Linked DNA regions of Homo sapiens: region 1 is linked to region 2. Evidence: read pairs that join two places in POLR2A ChIA-PET (ENCODE). Cell type or tissue: Panc1. All regions are shown on one strand. Links, peaks and the distances in the headings refer to the core of each region. The heading gives the core; the rest is flanking DNA. Region 1 overlaps ZDHHC14 (zDHHC palmitoyltransferase 14). Region 2 holds the start of LOC107986663 (a long non-coding RNA gene).

What was found. ChIA-PET counts read pairs that join two places held together with the same protein. Peaks named below come from ENCODE experiments on the same cell type or tissue, not always from the same donor. Only the 100,000 strongest peaks of a DNase experiment are listed, where the experiment ranks them.
Region 1: POLR2A ChIA-PET joins it to region 2 with 11 read pairs; 4 of 35 experiments call an interaction of 5 or more read pairs at or near these places.

The regions. Positions count from the first base shown.
Region 1 is chr6:157,636,501-157,651,620 of GRCh38, forward strand. It overlaps ZDHHC14 (zDHHC palmitoyltransferase 14), which reads left to right. Exons shown (of 9, transcript NM_024630.3): 6 at 9,237-9,339; 7 at 10,759-10,868. Among named protein-coding and RNA genes, the nearest start is that of MIR3692, 110 kb to the left of the region's middle. RefSeq lists enhancers at 9,121-9,621, 11,516-12,715. In Panc1, for the core only: no CTCF peak of the experiment used is centred there; a DNase peak (open chromatin) is centred at 8,043.
Region 2 is chr6:157,699,907-157,715,026 of GRCh38, forward strand. It overlaps LOC107986663 (a long non-coding RNA gene), which reads left to right and starts at 481. Exons shown (of 3, transcript XR_001744427.2): 1 at 481-565; 2 at 11,179-13,375; 3 at 13,486-14,483. It also overlaps the pseudogene LOC124901555. RefSeq lists enhancers at 6,212-6,777, 10,692-11,891, 11,722-12,327, 13,259-13,760, 13,761-14,260. In Panc1, for the core only: no CTCF peak of the experiment used is centred there; no DNase peak of the experiment used is centred there.

The DNA of each region.
Region 1 (15,120 bases), core at 4,332-12,331, 64 kb before region 2:
CTCACTTCCCTCCTGCTGATTCGCTCCCTGCTTGGTCTTGTGGCACCTACATTATGGACCCGAGGTCCTGCTGGGCTCCTGCCTGGGAAAAGGAGACTTAACTTTAAACCCAGAATATCCCAGGGCAGCCAAGAAAAAGACCCTAACAAAACCCCATTCCCCCTGGAGAAAAGTGGGGTCTAAAAGCAAGGTCTGGGAAGAGCCAGCAAAGCTGTTCCTAGCGCAGGAGAAGTGAGCAGTGTGGGCAGCACCCTAGCCTGGGTCTCCTTAATCCTTTCTGGAAGCAGGAGTGAATTTCAAGAACATCAGACACACACCCACTCTGCGAAGCAAGGTGCTGGGTGCTTTAACGTGCAAAGTACAGAGACATTTCTTCGGTGTGCCACTGACGCCCCTCCCCTCATCGATGCTGTGGTTGCCTAAAGGTTCTGTGTTCCGACAGGGTGCTTTCTGTTTGAAATATGTGCCTTGGAGAAGAGTTCCTCCTCCAGTGAGTCTATTAAGAAGTATTGCACAGATTATTTATCCTAAGTTTGTGTTCCGGAAGAGTAAGCATGCGTTGGGTGCTACTGGATTGCTGTGTGTTTTTGAAAAAACATTAGTTCTGGTTATTAGAGAACCATGTGCTGAGTAGGGCTGGATCCCATCAGCACATCTGTTGGTATTTTTGGTGCCTGTCTTTCCTCTGGACACCTGTGGCTTTGGAGGTGGCATGGGAATGCCAGCGGGAGCTTATGTGGTGAAGCCCTGTAGCTCCTGAGGAAGAGTGTGCCAAAGTCAAGGGCCACTCAGGGGTCTGGCCCGCAGAAGCCCTGGATCACAGTGACTGGGAGTGCTAGAAAGGAAGATGGGTCCTGCTTGTCAGTGTGGTGGGGGATTCTAGCATTAGAGAAATGCTAAACTCAAGACCTCCCAGCCCCTTCCGCTGCTGAGATCCTGAGAGCTTGAGAGTGTCTGTTGGGGTGGCTGGTTTATGATGGATGAGTTTGATCTGGGGCACACTCATAAAAGCCGTCCTTTGATTGATGGCAGAGCTGCCCACGCTTTGTCCTCTCCAAATCTGTACTCCATCCAGAGCAAGAATCTGTAAAGTCCCAAGTTTTTAAAACTGAAGGAAGTTTCCCAGCTGACTTGCCTGAGCACAGGACTGGAGTCTAGAGGAACCTCTGCAAGTGACCTCTGCAGCGTTTTCTCGGGCAAGACAATAACTTATATTTTCACATTTTCAGTGACCTCATATCTAATTTCCTGACCATGCAATAAAAATATTTTGACGAGAAATAAGGGCACAGGCAAAGCTTTCTCACAGCAGATTTACTCTGCAAAATATCCAACTAAAAACAATGTCATTGAGGAAGCGAGAGAGATTAGAAACAAAAATGGCTAATAGACAACCATCTAAGACACCTTGGCAGAAATATCAGTGTCAATGATGGAAACATTGATACACTGAAAGCTCTTCATCAGGCCCACATAAAACCCAGCAGAACTTTAGGAGAAAGGAACCGAGTAGCTTCTACTGTAAGTAAGCCCGGACTGGGTGGTATCTAGTGCCAGAGTGTGGCCAGCCCAGGGGGAGAGGGAGGGAGGAGAGGGAGGTGGAGGCAGGGGAGTAGAGGAGGCCCTAGATGACTGTGACAGAATGCCTGACTCATTTTCAGGTGCTCAGCAGGCCCCTTCCCAGTCTGCACCATCAGCCCTCCCAGGGGTGAGGGATAGGGCAGGGTGCCCACTGCTGGGATGCAGCCTTGGAGGGTGCACTTCTGGCTCAGAGTCCATAGTCGGTTCTCCCTCCCTCCGTCCTCCTCCTACTCCTTCCTTCCCACCTCCCATTGCCTGCACCAAACTCCATTTCCTCCCCTTTTCTTTGTATCAGAGAAGCAGAGGCAGTGGGGAGGGGCCTCTCAGGGCCTGTGGCCATGGAGCGGCTGCCCCGTACCATGGACAAGAGCCCCCTGGCCTTCTCCATGGACACAGACAAATGGAGAGACTTCTCAAAAAAAAAAAAGGGACTGGGCCCTCTGTCCACACAGCCAGGCATGTTCAAACAAAGGAGATCCACTCAGCAACTATTTCCTGTAAAACCATTCTACTCAACAGCCACCATGGGCAAAACCTGACAGGTCACAAGGTCGAGAACCATCCGCCTGGGCCCTGGAAGGATGACAGCGGGGAGACACACAAATGCACCGTCTCGCCCTCTTCTGCCAGCATCTGCTGCTGCCCAGATCTGGGTTCTCACTAGGACTCCTTATGCAGAATAAGGGTTGGGTGCCATGAAAAAGACACAGCCTGTGCTTGGGGTGGGGTGTCCTGCAGGGACATCAGGAGAGGCAGTGGCAGGGACCTCCGTGCAGGGCTGTGGGAGATGGGTGGGTTCTAGTGGGGGACATGGAGGGAGAGGTCCCAGGCAGCGCCCACAGCCTGAGCAAGGCCCAGAGGATGGTGCCAGGGGCTATCAGGAAGGGGCAGCCCATCTGCAGGGCCATGCCTGGCATCCTGGTGTTGTGCCCACGCACTCCACATTGGGCAGGGTGCCCGCTTTGGCTGAGCATCAAAAGGAGGCAGGGCTCCCCATCAACATGTGGTCTGCCCTGCATCGTGTGAGCACACAGGTGCACTTACACACCCAAGTGTGCGACAGAAAACTGGGAGGGGCTGTGATAGCTAAACCCCGATGGGGTGGGGGCAGGCTTGACAATGTTGAAGACTAAGGGGGTGAGGTCCCTTCATCCCCTGCATGCTGGCAGGTAAATGACATCATCAGTGCTGGGTTTTGATGCTTGTTTTAAAGAACATTTTTTTCTTTTGTTGTTGTTGTTGAGATGGCGTCTCACTCTTTTGCCCAGGCTGGAATGCAGTGGCGAGACCTCGGCTCACTGCAACCTCCGCCTCCCAGGTGCAAGCTATTCTCCTGCCTCTGCCTCCCAAGTAACTGGGATTACAGGCGCTCGCCACCAAGCCCGGCTAATTTTTTATATTTTTAGTAGAGATGGGGTTTCACCATGTTGGCCAGGCTAGTCTTGAACTCCTGACCTCAAGTGATCCACCTCGGCCTCCCAAAGTGCTGGGATTACAGGCGTGAGCCACTGCACCCGGCAAGAACATTTATCTTGCATCAGGGGACACAACAGAGTGGAACAGATGTTTGCAGAGGAAAGGCCCCCACGGGGGAAATCGGTGGCAGAGGGACAGCTCAGTAGGGAGAAGCAGGGCAGTGGGATCCGTGCCTGGGGAGGGGTGAGGGCGGAGGAGTAGGAGCGTTCTGCCAAGAGTGCCTGGGGGAAAGGGTTGCGCTGGAAGGGGGATACAGCTAGTGCCAATTTGGGGAGCCGTGGTGAGTTCTGTCTAAGATATGTTTACAAAAAGAATCTAAAAGATAACACACATGAGTCTCCCCATTGGCCTAGAGTGACCTGAAGGTCCTTTCTTTAGTTGCCTGCATGTAATGTGGAAGGAGGGAAAAATCAGCTGCTTATCAATGAGAATGTCGCAGCCTCATAGGAAATGTTACCTGTCAGGTGCCTGTCCGGGAAGCCATGTGGTGATGCCGCCTTGGCTTCTCCGATTCGCGGAGGCCAAAACCCTCAGAAACACCTGCTGGGGAGCCACAGGGGCCCTGGGCCTCCCTGAGGAAGACCCCAAAAGGGGAAGCCCTGCCTATCAACACTCATTTCAATGTAATGTAGCATTAACATCCAATTAAAGGGATTACAGCCATTTTTAATCATGACTTATTGTTCAGCTCTCTTAAAATGTGGAGAGTTTTTTGTGGTTGGTAAATCAAATGTTGATTGATTCTCCATTTGCAGAGGCTGTGACAGAAAGCGTTTTCATCCCCAAGTTGCATTCACTGGACACTGACCCATCTGAAAGGCACAGTGGCCTAATACACATGGTCTGTTTTAATGGAATTTTCTAGGAGGCTCCAGGTTGGCCCACAGAAAGGACACCACAACGGGAAAATCACGAAGGCAGCACAGGTCTTTTCCAACTTGTCCATCCTGATACCTGCTGATCCTGAGAGGGACCCCAGAAAGTAGGTAGGACAGGTGTCCTTAGGCTGCTTCCAGCTGCAGCTGTGCTGAGAAGTGAATGACTTACTCAGGGGTGTCCAGAGCTGGAGCCCAGTTCTCCCAACTACCACCCTCCCTCCCACCAGGGGACTGAGATACTTCCTGCTACCCCTAACCAGCCCCACTGAGGGAGGGTCAGGAAGAAAAAGCATCAGATTGTGTCTCATAAGACCACAAGGTGGGAAGGAGGTTGTTTGCTTTTTCAAAGCACCCAAGTCCTACGAGAATATGTTCTCGTTGTAAAAAATCCCCAATGGTCCAGAAATACAAGAGCAAAAAGAAAGTGTTTCTCTTGACCCTTCCTCCGTTCTGCTGTAGGAACCCTTGCCAGCTTTGGTGTGTCCTTCCAGATGGTCTTAGAGTTTGAATACATCCGTGTGCATCATACACATATGCTGATACGGGGGTGGGAGGACTTTACCTAAAAAGGACTCTTTTTTTTGCATGGTTCCACAATTTGACTTTTTAAAATATTTCCTGGAGATGTTTCCATGATGATACATAGATCTACCTCATTTTTTTAACTATTTCGTAGAATTCCACAGTGTAGATGAACTATAGTTTAGTCTTCTGTTGATGGATATTAGATTTAATTTTTTTTACTGTTCAAGAAATGAAGTAGTGAATTTTCTTCTGTGTATCTCTATGTGCACATATTACTGTGTCTCTAGGGTTGACAATGGGTGTGCCATCTCTGAGTTGAAGGGAAGCACATTTAAATGTCGATAGGGATGCCAAATGCTCCTCTTAAGACACTGGACAAGTCTGTGCTCCTGTGTCCCCACACCTTTATGGCACTGGCTGTGAACAGTCTTGTCATTTTGGCCAATTCGATGAAAAGAAAAATATTACACTGTTTTAATTTCCATTTTCTGGATAATAGATTGTACCTCTCTTTATGTTCATGGGCCTTATTTTTTCTTATCACAATGTATGCCAGTACATGTCCATGTATCAGTTGAGTTATTTGTTCTTTTTCTACGAACATGTAGGGGTTCTTTATGTTTCTCAAAAATAATAATAATAATAATCTCTTAAGCATCCTTTGCCAATCTCCAAATCCAACATTTACCTTTTAACTTTACTTTTTTACACGGAAGTGTTTATTAATGAACACAATCTGTCAATCTCATACTACGTGGCTCCTCGGTTTGTGTCTTATATCCTTACCCCAAAGTTACATGAATGTTGCCTTAATCTTCCTCAAATACCTTTATATTGTGTTTCTTACGTTTGGTGCAGTAATTTATCTATCAGATAATTTTGTGGATGTGGTGCAAGCTGAAGTTCTAGCTTTATTTTTTTCTAAATGTTTAATGAAGTGTCCCAACTCCACTTACTATTTCATTATTCTGTTCCAGCAAGTCTCAAACTTTTTGGTCTCAAGACTCCTTTACACATTGAAAAATTATTAAGGACCGCCAAAGAGCTTTTGTGTATATTTTGAAGATAGATAGATAGATAGATAGATAGATAGATAGATAGATAGATAGTTATCATGTTGGAAATTAGAACTAAAAAAATTTTAAAACACAAGAATGCACAAGCCCACATTGTATTTGAATGAGAGCAAGGACATCATCTCCCTGGCCATTCTGGAATCCGGGAATTCTGGACATGTAACATATGTGGTCCCATGATCTCTCACCTTTTGTGATCCTCCAAATACTGACGCATCCTAACCATTCTGCCTCCTGCACAACCTTCTTCCCTTACGTACCTTCCTGCTGCAAACAGAGCCCCTATTCCCTTAGGGCAGGAAGCTGGTCCTTCCCTGCCCTGTCCTGTCCCCAGTGCAGGGCTGGGTGCATAGAAGGACACAGAGCCTGCACTTCTGGGATTAGGCAGGAACTCGAGAGAAGGGTCTCTGCAGAGCAGTGCTTGTCAGAGTTTTTCAATTCCACAAACGTTTAGTGAGTACCGCAGTGTGCAACCTCTTAGGCTAGGGCTGTGGGGAATGTAAAGCCATCCTTCTGGCCACAACGGGGACAAACTTTCTTAGCAGGGGTTGTGGGGGAGACAGAGGTGCAGTGGTAGCTGCTATGATTTGAAACCCATCCTCGATGCAGTAAACAAAGTCCCAGCTGCTTATGAAATTGGCTTCCAGTAGAATTGGGTTGTTTCCTCTCCTTTCTCTTTCTAAAAAAAGACGGTAAATGGGTTTTGATACCTTTAAAAGAAATTTCTGTTTCTTGACCTTATTATGGCATAGATATTTTCAGCATATAGCCAGTGGGCCAGTAAGGAATGTGTGTCTGTATATCTGTATCTGAGTCTGAGAGTGGATGTGAAAGGGAACAAACCATGTCAGCTGCCACAGGTTCGCGAATCCTGGAGAAGCAGGGGGTTGGGGTAGGTCTAGGGCCACCTGCCCCTTGGCAAGAATTAGGAAGGGGACCAGCCTAAGACTCTTCTGTCATCCCAGCAGAGCAGACTTCCGGCATTCAAGTCCTAGCTCTGCTATTTCTCAAGCAAATTACTTCATTGCTTTCTGCCTCAGTTTCCCTGTGTGTTAAGAGGGAGTCATGCTTCTCCCTGGGTCACTCTGAGGTTTAAGCAGAACAGGACCTGACACACCCCAGTGATGCCAGCCATTGTTATGAATGATGATGCTGACGGTTCCTTGAGACCTCCTGAGTCAGCTGGGTCCCAGGGTGTGGGTAGTGCCAGCAGGCTGCATCTTGCATCTCGCATCCTACTTTGGATTCATGTCATTTTGACACAGCTGCAAGCTGACAGTGGAACTGCATTCTGCAATTTACAAAATGTGTCTAAAGCACATGAGATATTAATAGAAAAGCTGGCCGGGCATGGTGGCTCACACCTGTAATCCCAGCACTTTGGGAGGATCACCTGAGGTCAGGAGTCCGAGACCAGCCTGGCCAACATGGTGAAACCCCGTCTCTACTAAAAATACAAAACTTAGCCATGCATGGTGGTGGGCACCTGTAATCCCAGCTACTCGGGAGGCTGAGGCAGCAGAATCACTTGAACCTGGGAGGCGGAGGTTGCAGTGAGCTGAGATCATGCCACTGTACTCCAGCCTGGGCAACAAAAGCAAAACTTCATCTCAAATATATATATATATATATATATATATGCTGTATTTTTTTATTGTTGCTATAAACCTTTAGAATTCTATATCCGCTGGCTATGATGCCTCCCGATGAGGGTAAGGAGCATAGTTGACATTGTCAAAGGAGCTGCAGCCACTTTCAGTCTGGGATTGTCACTGCTCGTACATGCCAGGTTTCATATGGTTCATACATAGGAATGTTATATGCATTTTGACTTTGCCATCATTCTACCTGGGTCGTAAACTCTTGGTGACACATAAGTATTTCTAGGATTGCAGTTTGGTTCTTCATGTATTATTCAGTAAATAAATCTGGTTCTGTTCTTGATTCTTTTCTACCCTGGCTATTTCTTGTTTCCGTTCCATGTGTCCCCTCCTCTTTCTGTCTCTTGTCTTCCTTGTAGCTGATCCAAACCCATCACTAGTGTCTAATGTCATCTCCCTCTCACACACCCCAGCTTTCCTGACTCAGTCTTCCCACTGGCTCCCGCATTGTGTTCCCTGGACTCTACTTCACCTCTTCTTTCCAGCCAGTGCATGGCCTGAATCCCAGGGGAGTTGCCTCCCAAGTCTGTCCCCTCCTGGCAGGGGGGATGTGGGTGGAGAGAGGGGCCTCTTTAGCCCCGTTCTGTGGGAAGGCAGTTGAGAATGAGACCATCTTTGCTGCCTGGGCCACCATCCATGTGTCCCCATGTGCACACAGAGCCCCCACTGTAGCCATTTGCCCAGCAGGGGTTGCCTAGGCTGGCAGCAGCTGTGGGTAGGGGGTCTGCCTTCCTGTGTCTCTCTGGTTCCCTACCACTCCCCGCTACCGTCTCCTTCTAGAGCAGACCCAGTGGTTTAGTGCGATGTTGAAAGTCAGTCAACAGGCAGAAGCCCATTCACTCCTGTTTTGTGTGCAGCCTTGTATGCCCAGATGGTGGCATCGGTTAACCATGGCACAGCAGACCACGGCACCGCACTGGGTAATGTGCTCAGCCCTCTGGTCTAAAGATGAATTATCTCCAGCCTGGAGAAGATCATCACTGACATGTTCCAGCATGATGTATATGGCATTCATCCTCGGAAACATTAGGAGAGCAGGCGCGTTTCTTTCTCCATCCTGTAATGTATCGATAGCGGATGCCAGATGTATGTGTAAACTCCCAGACCCAGGATGAATGGATTTTTCCCCCTGAGAAATATCTGTATCCTGTAAATAGAATGTTATAAACATTTGTGGGACAGAAAAAGTCTCTGGCCTTTTCACATTGCCACACTCTCGGGTGATGGATCTGATCTGCTGAAGAGCACCAAGCTTTTTCCCTTTGTGTTGGACACGTCTTGTGGAACTCTTGACTTCCTCTCTCTCTATGTCCTGCGAGAACTCGTGGTTCCCAGCTGCCTATCAAGCAGCTGAGGATGGCCTTATAGGTCAGGGGTTGGCTGAAGGGCTGAGAAAACTCCCCCAGGTAAAAATACCCCTCACCCTGACGTCACTCCGAGAAATCCCACCGCCGGTTCAGGGGCTTATTTTTCCTTCTTCCCCTTCTCTGTAAGCAGAGAAGAGGCCGTCCACTAAAGCAGAGGGCTTTCTGGGCCTCAGAAGCCATTCTCCTCAGGGGAGACGCCTGTTGGCACTGCAGTCCTCAGCATTCAGAAGCCAAAATTAGAGTCTGTGATTGATGTGCGAGTCAATATGTCGTCCTTTCACCCAGAGCCTGAGCTGCAGCCAACTCAAACCAGTGTGCTTCCTGATCAGGATGCCACAGTCGCTGGCTCCACAGTGAGGCACAGAAAAAGGTGAAGTTCAAGTAGAAGTCAGAGGAAAGAAGTGAGTAGGTGATGCCCAGGAAACCCTCCAGGCATCACGGAGCCACAGAGGCTGCTCCACGCCGGGGCAGGTGACACCCCCTGCCCTGACGGAGGCCTCCATCTGGTTAGACGAAATTCCCGGAAGAGCAGGAAGCAAGGCAAGGCCGGGTGAGAGAGAGGCCAGCAACTAGAGAGAGGCCTGTGCCCGGGGGTGTTTCGGTTCCAGGCCTCCATCACATCCACTTCTTGCGCGGTCCCTCACTTCCGCTTGCCTCCTTGACTCGCATCACCGTCCTGGAGGCTGTGGTGTGCTTCTTCTCTGTCTGGTCCATCGTTGGCCTCTCAGGATTCCACACCTACTTGATCAGCTCCAACCAGACAACAAATGAGGACGTAAGTTCCTGACCACACGGGACACGGGCGTGTTCTTGGGTTTTGGGCAATGGAGGAGAAAAAGGAAAGAAAAGGTTGAGCCCAGCTTTTCCCATACATCCCGTTCCAGATGTGAGCCCTTGGGAACAGAGACGGTGCCGTGGAAACTTCTCCACCTGCCGTTCTGCACGTTTCTCTTCTGGGAATCTCCACGTTCTCTGTTTTTCCGACCACATCCATTAGTTACTAAGATTGGCCAAGCAACACCCATTTCTGGCCCTGAAGAGAGTGTTCTTTGTATTCCTTTGAAATGGTTTCGTAAGCTTCTTATCACACTTCCCCTGGTAGAGACCATGGCGGGCCAACATCTTGGAGTGAACGTTTGAGTCTGCCTTTCATATTTAATGTCTCTGTGGGAGGAAATTGCCCTGACCCAAAATTTAACTTTTTTATTCAGGATTATCTGCCTGCACTTAATACAGATGGAGAGGAAGTATGAAAATAGGAAACAAGGCCGGGCGCGGTGGCTCATGCCTGTAATCCCAGCACTTCGGGAGGCCGAGGCAGGCGGATCACGAGGTCAGGAGATCGAGGCCATCCCGGCTAACACAGTGAAATCCCGTCTCCACTAAAAATACAAAAAAATGAGCCGGGTGTGGTGGCAGGCGCTTGTAATCCCAGCTATTCAGGAGGCTGAGACCAGAGAATCGCTTGAACCCAGGAGGCAGAGGTTGCAGTGAGCTGAGATAGCGCCACTGCACTCCAGCCTGGGTGACAGAGCGACACTCCATCTCAAAAAAAAAAAAAAAAAAGAGGAAACAAAATGTTAGAGAATGTTTCCAGAGCAGCGTGGTCCTCTTTGCTCTTTATACTTAGATTTTGATAGAAGTCTCTATCCACACTTGAATTAAATGTCTCAGGATAGGTCCAGTTACCTTAAACAAAAGCTTGAGAAAATAGGTTGTGATAAGACACATGAGATAAGAGAATATTAATACAGTTATTTGTACTTGGTAGCTACAAATATTAGAATATGCAAAACAGACCATTTTGGTCACAAGAAGAGGCTGAATTATTTCAGTCTGTAAATTAGCAATTAGGGGAACCATTTCACCTACCATTCATTTAATTATTATTTAGGGCACTAAATGTGAGTATGAAAAAAATCTCTGCTGGCTTATATGAGATGGCCTTTTAGTACCATGTGGTACAAATAAAAGATGACTGTCCCTGAGAATGTTATTCTTTCCCTATTCTAACCTGCTGTTTTAGGACATTTCCAAGTTTGGAGTAAATGCCCGTTTTCTTTAAGAAAAATACCTCCATTTCTTTGGATTAAAGATGATTTGCATTCTTTATGAGCCTCTCATGGTCCAGCTCACCTCAACTGTGCGTTGGTGTGGAAGATATTGCTTGTTACTGACTTTCCTTTTCTTTCAGATTAAAGGATCCTGGTCAAATAAAAGAGGTAAAGAAAATTACAATCCCTACAGCTACGGAAATATCTTTACCAACTGCTGTGTTGCCCTGTGTGGGCCCATCTCACCAAGGTAAGACTCAGGACGCATCGTGCTCTTCAACAGACCTTGGAAAACCGAATGCCTCGGCCGTTAGCACAGGCCGCCCGCCCTGGTGGAATGGGTCGCCGCCACCACGTGACCACTTTGTGCCGCGTGGATGTGGCCTTCGTGAAATCGAGATCTGGCTGTTTGTCGTGTCACACTTCACACCTTTTTTGATCTTCAATTGAATCTGTGTCTGATTGGGGGGAAATTTCCTAAAGCCCAAAATAGAGAGACAGATGCCTGTGGCCCTGCTAATGACTGAGGCCCTGCTAATGACTGAAGGTGCGTGCAGGGAGCTGTGGTTAGCATCGTCAAGGAGACAGGACACATGTGCAGGAAGGAAGCAGCCAGAAGTCTGAGGAAACCAGTTTCGAAAGTTGATTTGCACACAATAGAAATGTTCATAGGGAGAAAGCCACATGGGCCGCAGTCGTTGATACTGTGGTCATGGTAATAATGACGATGACACGAACCATGGCAGTAGCTGACCTTTATTGAATCTGTGTTAAGCTCTGCTCTAAGTTCTTTATCTGCATTAGCCTTTCACAAGCTCACTCTGTACCTATAGGTAGGCACCGTTATATCCCATTCTATGGATGAGGAAAGTGAGGCACAGAGTTTAAATAATGTGCCCAAGATCACACAGCAAGTAAATGCCGGCTAGTCAGGACACACACCCAGGCCACCCAATGTCAGAGCCAGTATGTGCCCACTGAGGCACGCTGCCTCCAAGTCAGAGTGTACAAGTTCAAAATACAGATTCTTTGTGAGTTACACCTATGGAGAATATTTTCAACTGATAAATCAAACCATGATCAACAAATAGATATTGAGCAAATCTACCTGGTCTCTAGAATGAGTTTCCAAGTTATTACTGCTTCCTACCTTTTGGTCTCCAAATGTGTAAAACAGGGAGAAATGACAAAAGCCACCATGACTGTGTCCAGGGCAGACCCACTGTGCACCCAGACCTTACCGATATGCGCTTGTGGAATGCAAACTTCATTTGATTATCAGCCTCAGTGAATCCTCATTAGAGAGGTAAAAAGAATTCAAGAAAAAAAAAATCCAAGCATATATTCCAAGGCCATCTGTGCACTGGCATTGAGTTATTACTTTGAGTCACCGTGGTGCTACTGCAAAACTAGAACTTGATCATTTTCTAGCTTTAGCCTAGAAACTTGGGAGCCCAGCATGCCACTGTCCTCCTGAACTAGGGGTCCTCAAGGCACCCCTGACCTCCTCAGAGGCTTAGAAAGGGCAGGCGAGGATCCTGGGTTAGAGGAGCTGCTCAGACCACAGGGGTCAGACATGCCTGGGCAGGTGCCAGCTCCTCTTGAAGAAACCTCCTGACTCACCTAGGGATCCTTCTGGGAGCTCTTTAAGCAGAAAGTCTCTCAGGCAATGGCTTGATTTGTCACAGCGTCCATGGTGCTTCCCGCTGGCTTGTTTGTGACTAGCAGGGCAGGTCAGGAAACAGTAAGAGCCAGGGAGAGCTGGCCTCTTTCCCCCACCTGCAGTGCGTGTGTGGGTCTAAGAGAGGATGCCGAGGCCTCAGTTCTGTCCAAATCTCCCTTCTTGTTCCTGAGTCCTTCATCTGCATATGGCACGGCTTTATGTTGTTTAGAGACCACAAACTGTCACAACCAAAATTATTTCCACCACTGGGTTAAATGTGCTGTTTTGGCTGGATTGGGGCTGTATCTTTTCCAAAATCCATGTTCCTTTGGGTGGGGCATTTCTTGAGGATGGTCCTACCCTGAGAAGTGTTTGAATCGTTTGTTAAAAGGTAAACTGAAGGACATTAAAATAGTGAAGAGTGTATTTGAACAGACGGCGATTCATGAATCTGGCAGCTCCAGACTTGAAGCGGTGTGGGGCAGCACTGAAGGGGCTCCGGGGGAGGCTTTTATTGGGTGAAGGCAGAGCAAGACAAATAAGACATTTGCTTTGTTAAAGTGGGGCCGTAGCTTTCCTTGGGTCATTCTGGAGCTTGGGCAGGGACATAGGCCACTCATAGGCTTCCGGGCTGGCCCCAGGCAGATGTGAGGGGGTGATGCCTACCTTTGCCCCTCCCTCTCGTCCCCTCTTGCCTTGCCCTTCCGCTGTGCCACCTCGACCCAGCCCCTGTGCCCTTAAGTGGGCCAGGGCCTTCCCGGGCATCCCGGCCAGGCCTACCCACTGAGAGTGTCCCCTTCCTCGGACCCCTGGGCCCAGACCCCTGTGCTTGAGTTGCCCCTCCTGGGTTCTTAAATGGTGCTGTGCCATGCAAATAAGGCAGAGAGAGTTCTTGTGTTCCCCTCTGGGAGTCTGCTTACCAAGAGTTCAGAGACCCACATTCGGTTCCTGCAGTGTTCCCAGAGGCAGGGATGGCAGCTGGCTGGGTATGGCCAGGTTTGGAGGAAGGAGTCCTCATATAAGCCTGGCGGGAGGAATGGAAAATTGGGAACACAGAAAGGCCCAAGGAATGGTCAGTGTCACACCAGACTTGGGCTGGTTCTGTGGGTCATGTGGCCACCATTGACTGCCCATGTGCGGTGGAGCCAGTTCCGTGCCAGGCGCTGGGGGTGCACGGGAGAGGGGCTGGCTCTGTGCCAGGCGCTGGGGGTGCACGGGAGAGGGGCTGGCTCTGTGCCAGGCGCTGGGGGTGCACGGGAGAGGGGCTGGCTCTGTGCCAGGCGCTGTGGGTGCACGGGAGAGGGGCTGGCTCTGTGCCAGGCACTGGGGGTGCACGGGAGAGGGGCCAGCTTCTGGGCAGCAGGGACTGTCCATGGGCAGGCAGTGCACAGTGAGGTGCGTGGGCCGCCCAAGAGTAGGTCTAAGCTGTGAACTCTCCCAAGGGTGAGAAGGAGTTCGGAGGAGGAAGCGGTGGGGAGGAGCAGGGTTTTGAAAGACAAAGGGGGCAGCTGTGCAGGGACCCGAGGGTGAGGGTCCTGGCTCATCCCAGGAAACACTGATGGGGTTAATGTCAGGAGTGGGGGGCGAAGGGAGCTGGGCCGAGAACCAAGAGGTGAGACAAGACAAGGGGCGAGTCCAGGTGAGGAGGAGAAGGACGGGCAGAGCCTCATTGGGCCGTGTCCAGAGCTTCGCAGCACTGGGAGCCCAGCTGCTACATTAAACAGGCTGGACGCGATGGGATGCTGGCCGAGAACGCTTGATTTTTTTCTCCCTGCTGTCCCTTCAGACTCTTTTGATGACCTAGTTCTTTTTCCGCTCCTGGATAAAATCCCCTGCAAGCCCCTTAATTTCTCTTGTCATTAAAAAAAAAAGAGAGAGAGAGAGCAAGAGAGAGCACGTCAGAGCACTTTGCCTCCAAAATAGTGTCATTTCAGTGCATCAGAACTGCCAAGTTTATTGACAGTTAACACTTCCCATCACTTCACCTGACCCTGGTTGGGAGGACTGTGGGGATCCCTGTTTCCCTTGAGCTCTGCCCCCACCCATCAGCTAGTCCTGTCTCCCCACCAGCTTGCTGGCCAACAGTGAGGAGGGGATTTGGGACAGGGGGTCGGTGCTTTTGGTCCCCCACCAATGCTCTAACCTGGTGGGGTCTGAGAGCACCTGACTGAGAATTTCCTCTGAGGACCCCCCATTGCAGTTCCCTGATGGAGACACCTGCCACTGCAGCCCCAGGTGGGCCCGCGGCCATGAGCCGTGCATAGGCCTCTCTGTGGGGCTCCCTCTGCGGCTCTCTTGGGCTGAGTCCTGTAGTAGTTTCCTAGGGCACTGCAGTCCAACAAGTGCCATGAAATGGGAGGGTTAAAACAACAGAAAGTTGTTCTGTTATAGTCGGAGGCTCGAAGCCTTAAATCAAGGTGCTGGCAGGGTTGTACCCGCCCCGAGGCTGGGGAGAACCCTTCCTTGCCTCTTCCTGGCACCTGGTGGGGCCATCAGCCCTCCACGTTCCTTGGCTGGCATATGCTTCATCGCAGGGTAGCCTCTGTCGGCCCATGGTGTTCTTCCTGTGTGTCTCTGTACCCTCACCTGGCATTCTCTTCCTCACCTCTTTCTCTTCTTATAAGGACACCAGCCACACTGGACAAAGGCCCACCCCAATTGAGTGTGACCTCATCTTAACTTGGTTACATCTGCAGAGACGCTACTTGCAAGTAAGGTCACACTCGCAGGTACCAGGTTAAGACTTCATATCTTTCTGCACAGTTCAACCCGTGACGTTCCCTCAAGACCTCCTTTTTTTTTTTTGAGATGGAGTCTCACTCTGTTGCCCAGGCTGGAG
Region 2 (15,120 bases), core at 4,635-12,634:
AACAAGAACCTTCACTGCGCCTTCTGTAGGAAGGCGTGGGCCAGGCAGCGGCAGCGGGCTGAGGGATGGACAGTGAATAATTTCAGCATGCTGTGGGCATAGGGGCTGTCCCTAGCTGTCTGGCATCTGGCCCTGAGATAAGGGCAGGTGGATGGTGGCCTGGAGTGTGAGGGCCAATGGAAGAGGTGGTTGGGGTGCGGGTGCTGGATGAGTTCCTTTGAATAAGAAAGGCACACCCTGGGTGAGTTGTTTACTGTCTCCAGGAATTGGCCCCAGGGTCAGTGAGACCCTGGATGCTGAAGCATCAGAGAAACAGGGTAGAAACGGCTCCTCTCCTCCCCGTGACACGGAGCCCTGCAGGCATCCAGGACAGAGCCTTTCCTGGGGCTATTGAATGTGACAAATCTGGTTAATCAAGAGACATCCCAGGAGGACTCCATTATGCCCTGCACATAAAAGGCAACACCTATCACTAAAGACACCTCTGACTCTGCGCTGCCACCCGGCAGTGCGAGGACCACATACTGACCAGGTGTGGAGCCGATGCCCAGACCCGTGATGGCAGGTGAGGAATGCCTTCACGGCCTTCACAGCTGCTCTACATGCCTTAGTTTTAGGCAAATCAGCACGGAGTAGCAGAAGAATAGTGCATGCTTCAGCCATAGATAATTAAAAAGCAAGCAGGTCTTGAACACTATAGTGTATTATTGCTATAAAATTTCTAGGAGAAAAATTTCACGCGCGTCCATGTGAAGAGACCACCAAACAGGCTTTGTGTGAGCAACATGGCTGTTTATTTCACCTGGGTGCAGGCGGGCTGAGTCCGAAAAGAGAGTCAACGAAGGGAGATAGGGGTGCAGCCGTTTTATAAGAGTTGGGTAGGTAAAGGAAAATTACAGTCAAAGGGGGTTTGTTCTCTGGCGGGCAGGAGTGGGGGTCTCAAGGTGCTCACTGGGGGAGCTTTTTGAGCCAGGATGAGCCAGGAAAAGGACTTTCACAAGGTAATGTCATCACTTAAGGCAAGGACCGGCCATTTTCACTTCTTTTGTGGTGGAATGTCATCAGTTAAGGTGGGGCAGGGCATTTTCACTTCTTTTGTGGTTCTTCAGTTACTTCAGGCCATCTGGGTGTATACGTGCAAGTCACAGGGGATGTGATGGCTTGGCTTGGGCTCAGAGGCCTGACATTCCTGCCTTCTTATATTAATAAGAAAAATAAAAATAGTGTTGAAGTGTGGGGGCAACGAAAATTTTTGGGGGGTGGCATGGAGAGATAATGGGCAACGTTTCTCAGGGCTGCTTCGAGCGGGATTAGGGGCAGCGTGGGAACCTAGAGTGGGAGAGATTAAGCTGAAGGAAGATTTTGTGGTAAGGGGTGATATTGTGGGGTTGTTAGAAGAAACATTTGTCGTGTAGAATGATTGGTGATGGCCTGGATATGGTTTTCTATGAATTGAAAAACTAAATGGAATAAGAGAAGGAGAAAAACAGGTATTAAAGGACTAAGAATTGGGAGGACCTAGGACATCTGATTAGAGAGTGCCTAAGAAGATTCAGCATAGTCCTGCCAGCAAAGATTATTGATTTACTTCAAGAGTTAAGAGTGGCAGTTTGGGGATAGCACCAGGAGATATCAGCTGTGATGGCTTGGAGAAACAGTGTAAACCGGCCGTGTAAACAAGAGCAGGGCATGTATGAGTAGTTCAGAATGGTGAATAGGAGTATGACTAGACGGAAGATAGTAGGGATGACAAGTTTTTTTGGGGCACAGTCTAAGTTGGTCTGGTGTCTGGAATGAGACTGGGGCCTAATAAAAAGGAGCATCTATACAGGAGCTCAAATGCGCTGTACCCTGTAGCATTCTGAGGACAGGTCTGACTTCTGAGAAGGGAAAGTGGTAAAAGTATTGTCCAGTCCTTTTTAAGTTGGTGGCTGAGCTTGGTGAGGTGTGTTTTTAAAAGACTATTAGTCTGTTCTACTTTTCCTGAAGACTGAGGACTGTAAGGGATATAAAGGTTTCACTGAATACTAAGAGCCTGAAAAACTGCTTGGCTGATTTGACTAATAAAGGCTGGTCTGTTATCAGACTGTGTAGAGGTGGGAAGGCTAAACTGAGGAATTATGTCTGACAGAAGGGAAGAAATGACTGCGGTGGCCATCCCAGACCCTGTAGGAAAGGCCTTTACCTATCCAGTGAAAGCGTCTACCTAGACTAAGAGATATTTTAGTTATCTGACTTGGGGCATGTTGAGTAAAGCCAATTTGCCAGTCCTGGGTGGGGGCAAATCCTCGAGCTTGATGTGTAGGGAAGGGAGGGGGCCTGAATAATCCCTGAGGAGTAGTAGAATAGCAGATGGAACACTGAGAAGTTATTTCCTTGAGGATAGATTTCTACGATGGAAAGGAAATGAGAGGTTCTAAGAGGCGGGCTAGTGGCTTGTACTCTAGCATAGCCTGCCTTTGCTGGTGTGTGGCGATTAGGCCTGGTGGAACTGCCATCAATAAATCAAGCGTGATCAGGGTGAGGAACAGGAAAGAAGGAAATATGGGGAAACGGGGTGAATGTCAGGTGGATCAGAGAGATACAGTCATGGAGGTCAGGTGTGGTATCAGGAATAATGTGGGAGGCCAGATTGAAGTCTGGGCCAGGAACAATGGTAATTGTGGGACTTAACAAAGAGTGAGTACAGCTGAAGGAGCCGGGGAGCAGAAAGTATGTGCGTCAGGTATGAGGAAGAAAATAGATTTTGGAAGTTATGAGAAATGTAGAGAGTGGGTTGAGCATAGTTTGTGATTTTGAGGGCCTCTAAAAGTATTAGGGCGGCAGCAGCCGCTGCACGGAGACATGATGGCTAGGCTAAAACAGTAAGGTCAAGTTGTTTGGACAGAAAGGCTACAGGGTGCGGTCCTGGCTCTTGTGTAAGAATTCTGACCGCACTAACTATGCCTAGGAAGGAAAGGAGTTGTTATTTTGTAAGGGATTGAGGTTTGGGAGATTAATTGGACACGATCAGCAGGGAGAGCACATGTGTTTTTATGAGAATTATGCCGAGATAGGTAACAGATGAGGATGAAATTTGGGCTTGACTGAAGTAATGGGGTCTGTCTTTGAAGCCTTGCGGCAGTACAGCCCAGGTAATTTGCTGAGCCTAATGCATGTCAGGGTCAGTCTAAGTGAAAGCAAAGAGAGGCTGGGATGAAGGGCGCAAAGGAATAGTAAAGAAAGCATGTTTGAGATCTAGAACAGAATAATGGGTTGTAGAGGGAGGTATTGAGGATAGGAGAGTATATGGGTTTGACACCATGGGATGGATAGGCAAAACAATTTGGTTGATAAGGCGCAGATTCTGAACTAACCTGTAAGCCTTGTCTGGTTTTAGGACAGGTAAAATGGAGGAATGGTAAGAAGAGTTCATAGGCTTTAAAAGGCCATGCTGTAGCAGGCGAGTGATAACAGGCTTTAATCTTTTCAAAGCATGCTGTGGGATGGGATATTAGCATTGAGTGGGGTGAGAGTGATTAGGTTTTAATGGGATGGTAAGGGGTGCATGATCGGTCGCTAAGGAGGGAGTAGAGGTGTCTTATACTTGTGGGTTAAGGTGGGGAGATACAAGGGGAGGATATGAAGGAGGCTTTGAACTGGGGGAAAAGGCGGCAGTGAGGTGTGGCTGTAGCCTAGGAACAGTCAGGGAAGCAGATAATTTAGTTAAAGTGTCTCGGCCTAATAAGGTAACTGGGCAGGTGGGGATAACTAAAAAGGAGTGCTTAAAAGAGTATTGTCTAAATTGGCACCAGAGTTGGGGAGTTTTAAGAGGTTTAGAAGCCTGGCTGTCAATATGCACAACAGTTATGGAGGCAAGGGAAACAGGCCCTTGAAAAGAAGGTAACGTGGAGTGAGTAGCCTCCGTATTAAGAAGGGGACGGACTTACCCTCCACTGTGAGAGTTACCTAGAGCGTCTGTGATGGTCCTGCAGGCTTCCGAGGCGATCGGGCAGTGTCAGTCTTCAGCTGCTAAGCCGAGAAGATCTGGGAAGGAGTCATTCAGAGAGCCTTGGGCCAGAGTTCCAGGGGCTCTAGAAGTGGCTGCCAGGTGAGTTGAACAGTCCAATTTTCAGTGGGGTCCTGCACAGATGGGACACGGCTTAGGAGGAATCCTGGGCTGTGTGCATTCCTTGGCCTAGTGGCCAGATTTCCAGCACTTGTAGCAACCTCCTGGGGGAGGAGGTTCTGGAGGAACCCCTGGCAGCTGCGGTTCAGGTGTTTGGAGTTCTTGTGTGCTGGAGATGTGGCTGGGGTTTGTCTCACAGTGGAAGCAAAGAATTGCAACTTAGAAATATGTTGCTGCTTGGCTGCCTCTACTCTATTATTGTACACCTTGAAGATGAGGTTAATTAAGTCCTGTTGTGGGGTTTGAGGGCCGGAATTTAATTTTTGGAGTTTTATTTAATGTCAGGAGCAGATGGGGTAATAAAATGTATATTGAGAATAAGATGGCCTTTTGACCTTTTAGGGTCTAGGGCTATAAAGTGTCTCAGGTTTGCTGCCAAACGAGCCATGAACTGGGCTGGATTTTTTATATTTGATGAAAAAGAGTCTAAACGCTAACTGATTTGGGAGAGGTCAGATAAAGAAAAAGGAGAATTAACTTTGACTATGCCTTTAGCTCCAGCCACCTTTTTAAGAGGAAATTGCTGGGCAGGTCGGGGAGGGCTAGTCACGGAATGAAACTGTAAACTGGACCAGGTGTGAGGAGGGGAGGTGATAAAAGGATTATAGGGTGGAGGAGCAGAGGCTGAGGAAGAATTGGGACCTAGCTCGGCCTGGCAAGGAGGGGAGAGGTCAGATGGGTCTGTAGAAAAGGAAGATTAGAAAGACTCAGCGACGCTTGTGGTTGGGACTGAGGGGACAGGCGGGAGGGAAAGAAGGAAGATTTGGGACTAGTTGCATTGCGAACAGAGACTAGGGAGGGACTGATGTGTAAAACAGTGCCTGGATGTCAGGCCCCTCAGACCATTTTCTTATTTTTCAACAAAAATTATTTAGGTCTTGCAGGATGGAGAAATCGAAAGTGCCATTTTCTGGCCATTTAGAACCACTGTCGAGTTTGTATTGGGGTCAGGTGGCATTGTAGAAGAAAATAAGGCATTTAGGTTTTAGGTCAGGTGAGAGTTGAAGAGGTTTTATGTTCTTAAAGAACACAGGCTAAGGGAGAAGAAGGAGGAATGGAGGGTGGAAGGTTGCCTATAGTGAAAGAGGCAAGTTTAAAGAAAAGGAAGAGTAGAGACACAGAGGGAAGCGGTTCGGGGGTTCTTACCCTCCAGAAAAGCAGGAAAGGGGTCAGGGCGCAGAGATACGAGGTCGGGGGCGTGGAAATAAGGGATCAGGGCACAGAGATATAAGAGGCTGGGGCATGGAAATAAGGGATCGGGGCACAGAGACACGAGGTTGGGGTACTTGCCCTTCCCCTAGAAAAGTGGGACTTGCTGCTAAGGGTGAAGGAGAAGGGGTTGGGGGTTTCTTGCCTCCCAGAAAGGCGGAGAAGGGGTAGAGACACGGAGAGAAGGGGTTGGGGTACTTGCCCTTCCCCTAGAAAAATGGGACTTGCCACTAAGAGTGAAGGAGAAGGGGTTGAGGGTTTCTTGCCCCCTAGAAAGGCAGAGAAGGGGTAGAGACACGGAGAGAAGGGGTTGGGGTACTTGCCCCTCCCCCAGAAAAGTGGGACTTGCCACTAAGGGTGAAGGACCAAGGCAGGTGTCCTTGCGTGGTCTGACACCTCTGAAACATGGGTGAATAATTAGAGAGGCGTCCCTGCAATGATTAAACACCAAGGGAAGCCTGCCTTCCCAGTCCGTGACTGGCACCAGAGTTTTGGATCCACAGATAAAACGTGTCTCCTTTGTCTCTACCAGAAAATGAAAGGAATTGAAATTAAAAGAAGGGAGAGATTGAAGTGTGGCACCAAGATTGAAAGGAGAAAGAGGTGGAGGGATAGTGAGGGAGGTTGGAGAAGAGAGTAAAAAGAGGCTGCTTACCGGATTTGAAATTGGTGAGATGTTTCTTGGGCTGGTTGGTCTGAGGACCTGAGGTCGTAGGTGGATCTTTCTCATGGAGCAAAGAGCAGGAGGACAGGGGATTGATCTCCTAAGGGAGGTCCCCTGATCCGAGTCACGCACCAAATTTCATGCGCGTCCATGTGAAGGGACCACCAAACAGGCTTTGTGTGAGCAACATGGCTGTTTATTTCACCTGGGTGCAGGTGGGCTGAGTCCGAAAAGAGAGTCAGTGAAGGGAGATAGGGGTGGGGCCGTTTTATAAGATTTGGGTAGGTAAAGGAAAATTACGGTCAAAGGGGGTTTGTTCTCTGGCACGCAGGAGTGGGGGTCACAAGGTGCTCAGTGGGGGAGCTTTTTGAGCCAGGATAGGAAAAGGACTTTCACAAGGTAATGTCATCAGTTAAGGCAAGGACCGGCCATTTTCACTTCTTTTGTGGTGGAATGTCATCAGTTAAGGCAAGGACCGGCCATTTACACTTCTTTTGTGGTGGAATGTCGTCAGTTAAGGCGGAGCAGGGCATTTTCACTTCTTCTGTGATTCTTCAGTTACTTCAGGCCATCTGGGCATATATGTGCAAGTCAGAGAGGATGCGATGGCTTGGCTCAGGCTCAGAGGCCTGATAAAAAATACCCAAAACTACTGCAGCAATTTCAGCCACTACTGACCTTTTCACCTACTTGGTGTGAACCCAAAATACCAGAGATGGGTCTCACTCAATTGAGAAAGTTTATTTTGCCAAAGGTTAAGGACATGCCCGTGACACAGCCTCAGGAGGGCCTGACAACATGAGCCCAAGGGGGTCGGGGTACAGCTTGCTTTTATACGTTTTAGGGAGACATAATACATCAATCAATACATGTAAGATTGACATTGGTTCGATCTGGGTGGGACAACTTGAAGTGGGGAGGGGGGAACTTTGAATTGTATTTTTGGTTTATATAGGACTGCCTTTCTTCCTTTTCTCCCCATGGGTCCTGTAGGATCTATGATGAGATAATAGGTATTTTATGCTCCAATTTTCTCATAAATCAAGGACATGAATACCCAATGATCTCAGCTTCTGGTCATTAGAGATAAGCAGTGTTTCCATGGTGTCTCTGTTTAATTCTAGTCAAAAGCAAAGGAACATGATGTATTGGTTAGCCTGTGTAGCATCATTGCAGCCTGATGGGTGACACTTCACAAACTTGTAGTATGCTAAAAATAGGCCACGAAACCCAATGGACTCACCCTGTTACTGGTGGAAGGTGTCCAAGTTACTAGCAGTGAATCCATACGGGTCTGCACCAACCTCAATTCTTGCCTCCTCAGAAGAAAGAAATTGGACTTAGGGGCACAAGGCAGAAAAAGAGACCGAGGCAAGTTTCAGAGCAGGAGAGAGCAGGAAAGAAAGGAAAGTACACTTACTTGGAAGAGTCTCAAGTGGGCAACTTGAAGAACGAATGTGGCATTTAAACTTGATCCTAGGACTTTATAGCCTGGCCCACCTCTGGTATCTTGCAGCCCTTTCCCATAATTCTTCCCTTAGGGTGGGCTGCCCACATCTACAGAGGGGTCCTGACGCCTGGGAAGTGAGCATGAGCAGTGGGTTTACGACGTTGTATGCGGCATGCTCCCTTTTCCGGTGGAGGCCCCCAGAAAGTCATACTCCACCATTTTGTCGCTTAACGCGCATGCCTGAGCTCACTAGCCCAATAACTGAGACTTTATTGGAAGTCCTTTTTGCTTCTCCCTGGCATCTGCATTAAATTAACTCTTTAATGTTAACAGCCCTGGATCTTCAGGAGATTGTCTCGCCCTGGCGCTGGCTGCTGAATAATCACTTTTAGAAGGGCAGTGTGACCATTGTCACACCATCACCTGACACCATCACCTGACATTCCTGGTGGGTAGGGGAGAGCCCTCTCCTGCCCTGCTCAGGCCTAACTACCTGTAACAGACCCCAGTGACACCCTAGAGTCAGGATGTGTGCTTTGGAACAATGGACCACAGCTAGAAAAACTCAGAGCAGTTGAACCCAAGTACCATCTGCCAGCTCCATAAGAGTAAAGATAACCTCATAATGTAACCACCCAATGGGCTTTTCTTGCCTGCTGCCCAGGTAGAGCCGATTTATTAAGGCAGGGGAATTGCAATGGAGAAAGAGTTTAATTCACACAGAGCCAGCTGAACGGGAGACTGGACTCTTACTATTACCCAAATCAGTCTTCCCAAGAATTCAGGGGCTAGGGTTTTTCGAAGGTAGTTTGCGGAAAGGGGTGGGGGTGGCTAGGCAATGGGTGCTTGCTGCCAATTGGTTGGGGGTGCAATCAGAGGGGTGTGGGAAATGGTCCTCCTGAGCTGAGTCGCTTCTGGGTAGGGCCACAGGAACACTTGGGGGATCCAGGTGGAGCCATTATCAGTGTGAGACATGCAGAAAACCTGAAAAGACATCTCAAAAGGCCAATCTTAACGTTCTACAGTAGTGATGTTATCTGCAGGAATAACTGTGGAAGTTGCATATCTTGTGACCTCCGGAGTAATGGCTGGCAATTGTTTATGTCTCCACCTTAGCCAAATTCAGGTTCCTCTATCCTCCTAGCCTGGTGGTCTCTCATTAGCTTTACAAAGGAGGTTCAATTTGGGGGAAAGGCTATTATCATTTAAACTATAAACTAAACATCTCCCAAAGTTAGCTTAGCCTAAGCCCAGGAATAATTAAGGGCAGTTGAAGACTAAAGGCGAAAGGGGGATTGGCCAGATCAGATCTCCTCCAGAGCCATAATTTTCTCAATGATATAATTTTTTGCAAAGGCAATTACAATAAGGATAATAGTAATATCCTTACATGTTCCACATACCACGACAAGCATTTCCTATGCATTGCTTCAGTTAATTTTCATATCAATCTTATGAAACAGGATCCTAGAGATGAAAGCCAAGGTCCTGCTGAATGGGAAGCCAGGTTGAGAACTTAGTCCTTTCTGACTTCAAAGCTTGTGCTTTCACTCCTGTGTTATGTTGGAATGCGAGCTTTGAGGATCTCTGAAAAAAAAAAACCATATTAATATGCTCAGACTGCATAACAAAATGCCACAAGCTGGGTGGCTTAAACAGACATTGGTCTTTTTACAGGTCTGCAGGCCCTACAGGTGCCCTCAGGGTTGGTTTCAGGTGAGGCCTCTCTTCCTGGTGTGCGCAGGGCCGCCTTCTTGCTGTGTCCTCACTCAGCCTTTTCTCTGTGCACCTGCAGAGAGAGAGACAGAGAGAGAGAGAGAGCGTGCTCCGGTGTCTCTTTCCCTTTTTTTTTTTTTTTTTTTTTGAGACGGAGTCTTACTCTGTCACCAGGCTGGAGGGCAGTGACAGGATCTCGGCTCACTGCAACCTCTGCCTTCCAGAGTCAAGCAATTCTCCTGCTTCAGCCTCCCGAGTAGCTGGGACTACAGGCACGCACCACCATGCCCAGCTAATTTTTGTATTTTTAGTAGAGACAGGGTTTCACTGTGTTAGCCAGGATAGTCTCCATCTCCTGACCTCATGATCTGCCTGCCTCAGCCTTCCAAAGTGCTGGGATTACAGGCATGAGCCATTGCCCCCAGCCTCTTTCTCTTCTTCTAAGGACACCAGTTCAGTGGATTAAGGCCTCATTTTTAGGGCCTCACTTAACCTTAATTACCTTTTTATAGGCCCTATTTCCAAATACTGTCACACTGGGGGGTTGGGCTTCAACCTATGAATTTGTGGGGGAGGGGGGACACAATTCAGTCCATTCCAAAAGTCCTTGCCGTTTTGTCATAGGCGTGTGAACCAGAGCAACTCCGTCTTGAGTAGGAGCTAGGTAAAATGAGGCAGAGACCTACTGGGCTGCATTCCCAGACAGTGAAGGCATTCTAAGTCACAGGATGTGACAGGAGGTCGGCACAAGATACAGGTCATAAATACCTTGCTGATAAAACAGGTTGCAGTGACGAAGCCGGCTAAATCCCACCAAGACCAAGATGGCCACGAGAGTGACCTCTGGTCGTCCTCACTGCTACACTCCCACAGGCACCCTGACAGTTTACAAATGCCATGGCAACATCAGGAAGTTACCCTACGTGGTCTAAAAAGGGGAGGCACGAATAATCCACCCCTTATTTAGCACATCTTGAAGAAATAACCATAAAAATGGGCAACCAGCAGCCCTCGGGTCTGCTCTGCCTATGGAGTAGCCGTTCTTTATTCCTTTACTTTCCTAATAAACTTGCTTTCACTTTACTCTATGGACTCGCCCTGAATTCTTTCTTGTGCAAGATCCAGGAACCCTCTCTTTGGGTCCGGATCGGGACCCCTTTCCTGTTACATTTCTAGTGTGTACATGGCCACCTTCTTGCTGTGTCCTCATGCGGCCTTTTCTCTGTGCACCTGCAGAGAGTGAGCTCTGCTGTCTCTTCCCCTACTTCTAAGAACACCAATCCAGTGAATTAAGGCCTCGTCCTTAGGACCTCTTTTAAACATTTGTGTGTGTGTGTGTGTGTGTGTGTGTGTGTGAGAGAGAGAGAGAGAGATGGAGTTTCACTCTGTCGCCAAGGCTGGAGTGTAGTGGCACGATCTCAGTTCACTGCAACCTCCGCCTCCTGGGTTCAAGTGATTCTCCTGCCTCAGCCTCCCAAGTAGCTGGGACTACAGGCACCCATACCACCATGCCCAGCTAATTTTTGTACTTTTAGTAGAGATGGGGTTTCACCATGTTGGCTAGGATGGTCTTGATCTCCTGACCTCAAGTAATTCACCCGCCTCAGCCTCCCAAAGTGCTGGAATTACAGGCATGAGTCACTGCTCCCGGCCTGGCCTCGTTTAACCTTCATTACCTCCTTACAGGCCATTTCCTAATGCAGTCACACTGGTGGGCAGGGCTTCAACCTGTGAATTCTGGGGGGGACACAATTCAGTCCATTCCAAAAGTCCTTGCAGTTTGTGTGGATCCACTCGGGGGCCGCTGCCTAGGGCAGGCCGGTGAGGCAGCCTGGCTATGCTCCTCTCCTCCCCGGAGTCACACTCACCTCACAGGTCCAGACACCTGGTCCCTGGGCTTACCTATATGGAAAGGGTGGTTTTTTCATTATTAGGCAGATTTTTCTGGGATGGCCTTCTTTGTTCTTCCAGAAAAACACCAGTTTGCAAGCAGAAACGCCCTCAGCTTGGAGGAGTGTGGTCACATGTTGAAAATGTGGGAGCTTGATTCAGGCAGCTCTGAATTCAAGGACTGGTTCAGTTGCCTACAGGCCACGTGACCTTGGGTAAGTCACGCAATCTTCCTGAGCCTCACTTTTTCCATGCCAAGATTCGCCTCCCAGGGTTGCTGTGGCAGAGGCGTAGATGAGCCAGCTCTATACTGCACGTGACCCTAAAAAGGATTCAGAAAACATTAGGCCCCAACAGCATCTGCGGGGACCATCTCCTTAGGGTCCCCAAGGCGTTGCCCTGCCCATTTTGCAGACCTTTTGTTGTCAACATTCAGTTAACTTAGAGCCACATTCATCCTCCAGGACCTGCAGGGTGGTGGACAAAGGCCGCATCCCCTGAAAAGCAGGCCCTGATCTGACGACTGTTCTGAGAGCCAGCACTGGCCCCAGGTTAAGAGCAGAAGGTCCCACTGCTACCCTGAGAGGCTCAAAACTAGCCATTTCCATCCCTGGGCTTCTGTGTCATCAGCTCTAAAATGATGTTGAGACCTTTGGTTCCCAAGGGGGAATGAGGGTTTCGTGTGTTGCCTAAACACTGTCCTCACCCCCTTGATCTGAGAGCAGACCAGGAGCCAACAGACTGATCAATGCCAGCTTCACTTTCCCACTGCCCAGGCTGGCCCCCAGGGAAGAGCAGGACTTGGAGGGGGACTGGCAGGCAGGATGGGCACTGGTGTATGTAAGGCAGTGCTGCCCAGTGAAAGAGGTGCCCCTTTCAGATCCACCAGCCTCTGATGGAATCTAAGCTCTACTTTTTGTTTAACTGGCCCCCTGAGGGCATGCTTCAATCCTGGAGGTACTGCAACATACGTCAATGTGTGAAGTAGACTCAGCACGCTCCTATCCCATCTCCCTCCTCCAAAAACTCATTTGATATATGTCCTCTAGTAGAGGATGTATTGATATAGGAGCTAAAAAAGAAATTATTTAGGCAGTTAGTGAGGGTAAGAGAGTCCTTGGTAAGGTTTCCCTTTTAATAAAAAGCCGTCCCCAAATCATTTCTTTTCTAACAAAGAGCAGCCCGAAACATCAAGCTGCAGACATAGAAAAGCAAGCTGGAAGCTTGCACGCTTGAATACCGGCAGCTGTGCCAATAGGAAAAGGCTACCTGGGGATCAGGCATATTCAACATGGAGGCTTCATGTTCCCTTCTTTGTCAACCATGTGTGTAGTAAAGGAACAGGCCACATGGCACCAACCAGGTAGAGAACCCATCTGCATAATAAAATATTAGGATGGGGCAGCCAGCTTTGTGCTATGTAAATGGCACACCTGCTCCAACCAATCTTTGGGCCCTGTGTAAATCAGACACCGTCTCCTGAAGCTGGTCTGTAAAACCCTGTGCATTTCACCACGAAACCGGAAGACCCACTCGGGAGCCTCTCTCACTGCAGGAGAGAACACTTTTCTCTTTTCTCTTTCTCTCACCTATTAAACCTCCACTCTTAAACTCACTTCTTGTGTGTCCGCATCTTTGATTTCCTCGGTGTGAGATGACAACACCACTTCAAGTATCAGATGTTAAACTGATAACAGATACTCGACTTGATCTTAGCCAAAAGGCCCAGAAGCTGTTGAGCTCTCCTTCCTGCTCTGTGTACCTGGGTGAGTGTCTGGGTATCTATAGGCCTCAGTTTTCCTTGTCTGTAAATTGGGCACAATACCACATTTTCTGCAGTATCACAGAAGGAGTAGATGGTCCATGCAGAGCACATGGTTAACATTAATATGTAGCTCTTAATAAGTAGTAGTTACCATTATCTCTGCCATCGTGATGTCACTTATAGCTCTCCTGGAGATGGCTGCAGGTGTGAAGAGAACTAGAGCCCAGTCCTTGGAATGCTGCAGAATTGCAGGGTGCAGAGGAAGAGGGCTGACCACACCTGGGAACATGACTCCTGTGAGCTGGCATCTCCCAGTACGCGACGACAGGGTCCTCCCACACACAGAATCCCCTCCTTGAAATTCCTGGTCACAGACATAGAACAGGCCAGCAAGGCAGGCATGGTGGCCAGGCAATGTTTTTCCTTTTGCAGTCAGCATATTTGCCTCAGGAAGAGGGGACTTTTCGGCACCCTGATGTCCCTCTGTTTGTCCCTTCACTGGAGAGCAAGCAGGTATGATTGAGGTCACTGGGGGAGGAAGGGACTGGGAGAAAGAGCATTTCTCATATGCTTTCCTTCCTAACCTCTGATGGACTTCACAAGTGTCCCTTTAACTCCTCCAGGTTGATAAGGTTCTAATGGCACCTCTGAGACCTCGAGCCTAGGTTCTCACCTAGGACAGGGAGCCACCCACAACATGGAAGCCAGAAACAGGCTAACTGGTGGCCGCTTCTTGCTCATCCATGGAGAGGAAAAGCGAAGCAAGGGTGAGGCATGGTGGGGAAACCCTGGTCAAAACTCTCTCGCCCTGAATATTCCCCTTAGAGGGCAGCTGCCTGGATGGGGGCACCCTGACTGGCTTGGCCTGGATTGACGAGCTGAACTCTGGCCAGCAGCCTGGGTCCACGGATCGCGAGGCTTATCGGAGTCTTCCCTGAGACAGGGTTCTGTTAGGAAGGAGGAAGCAGATGGAAGGTGGGCAGGCAGCTGACGGTGTCCACAACACCATCATGGAAATCTTAAATCTAAAGAGAATTGATTTCACCTGATGGCTGAGCAGAAGCATGTGTGACCAGAAAAGACCCTTGTACGAAGCTGGCCTGTGCCTCAAAAAAGGATGTCAGTCCAGGTTCTTTGCACCCACAGCGGGGAATGCAATGTCAGAGCTGGGGAGTGGCCTGGCAGGCTGAGGGGAGCGGCTCATGGACAAGGGCCATTGTCATCACCCATAGCTGTGGTGGTACACAGGATATCTGCTCTGCCAGGAGGGGCAGGGAATCAGCTGTGTCCTGGCCTCTCCCTGTCTCTCATTCTCTAGCCCAGCCATTTACCCCTATTGCTTATGGAATTCAGCCCTGGAAGAGATGTTCTATCTGCCAGGAGCTCCACCAGCTCATGCACAATCTGGCAAAGGTGCCAGAAGACAGAGGTGTCCCCAGAGGGAGCCCTAAGCAACCAGCATCCCAAATGACCACAGATGTCTGCTTCCTGCCTGAGTGAATTTTCCTTTCTCAGAAATGCAATACCTCATTGACTTGTATTATCTTTGGAATGACAATGGCCTAACTAATTGGGAATGCGTGACTTCAATAAACAGTTTCACCAACTGCTCTTTCTAAAACTGTTTTCCAGGTCAACTAGTGTGTGAGAAGCAGTTAATGCTTTGAGTTTTAGGAGAGAACAGGTCCTCTTCATTCTCTGCCCTAAGGTATCTGCCAACATCTCGTAAATCCAGGCTCACATGATAGCCTGGGCCCTAGGATGACCACGGGAATTTATCCCTTGTGTCTACACTGATGGATGTTGGTAATTTTCTGGAATATTGGGCTGAGAGGCATTCTGAGGCCACACCAGAAAGAGCCCTGTGTGTCATTCACAATGTCTGCCATGTGCAGAGGAGAGAAACGGCACAGATGCCACACACTGGATATCCCAAGGCGAAGTGGCCTTCCATATATACCATATATATTCCAAGGTCAAGAAGCAGGTACTGGCCAGGCACAGTGGCTCACGCCTGTAATCCTAGCACTTTGGGAGGCTGAGGCAGGTGGATTTCCTGGGCTCAGAAGTTCGAGACCAGCCTGGGCAACATGGTGAAACCCCATCTCTACTAAAATACAAAAAATTAGCTGGGAGTGGCAGTGTGCACCTGTAGTTCCACCCACTCAGGAGGCTGAGGCAGGAGAATTGCTAGAACCCGGGAGGCAGAGGTTGCAGTGAGCCGAGATTGTGCCACTGCACTCCAGCCTGGGCGACAG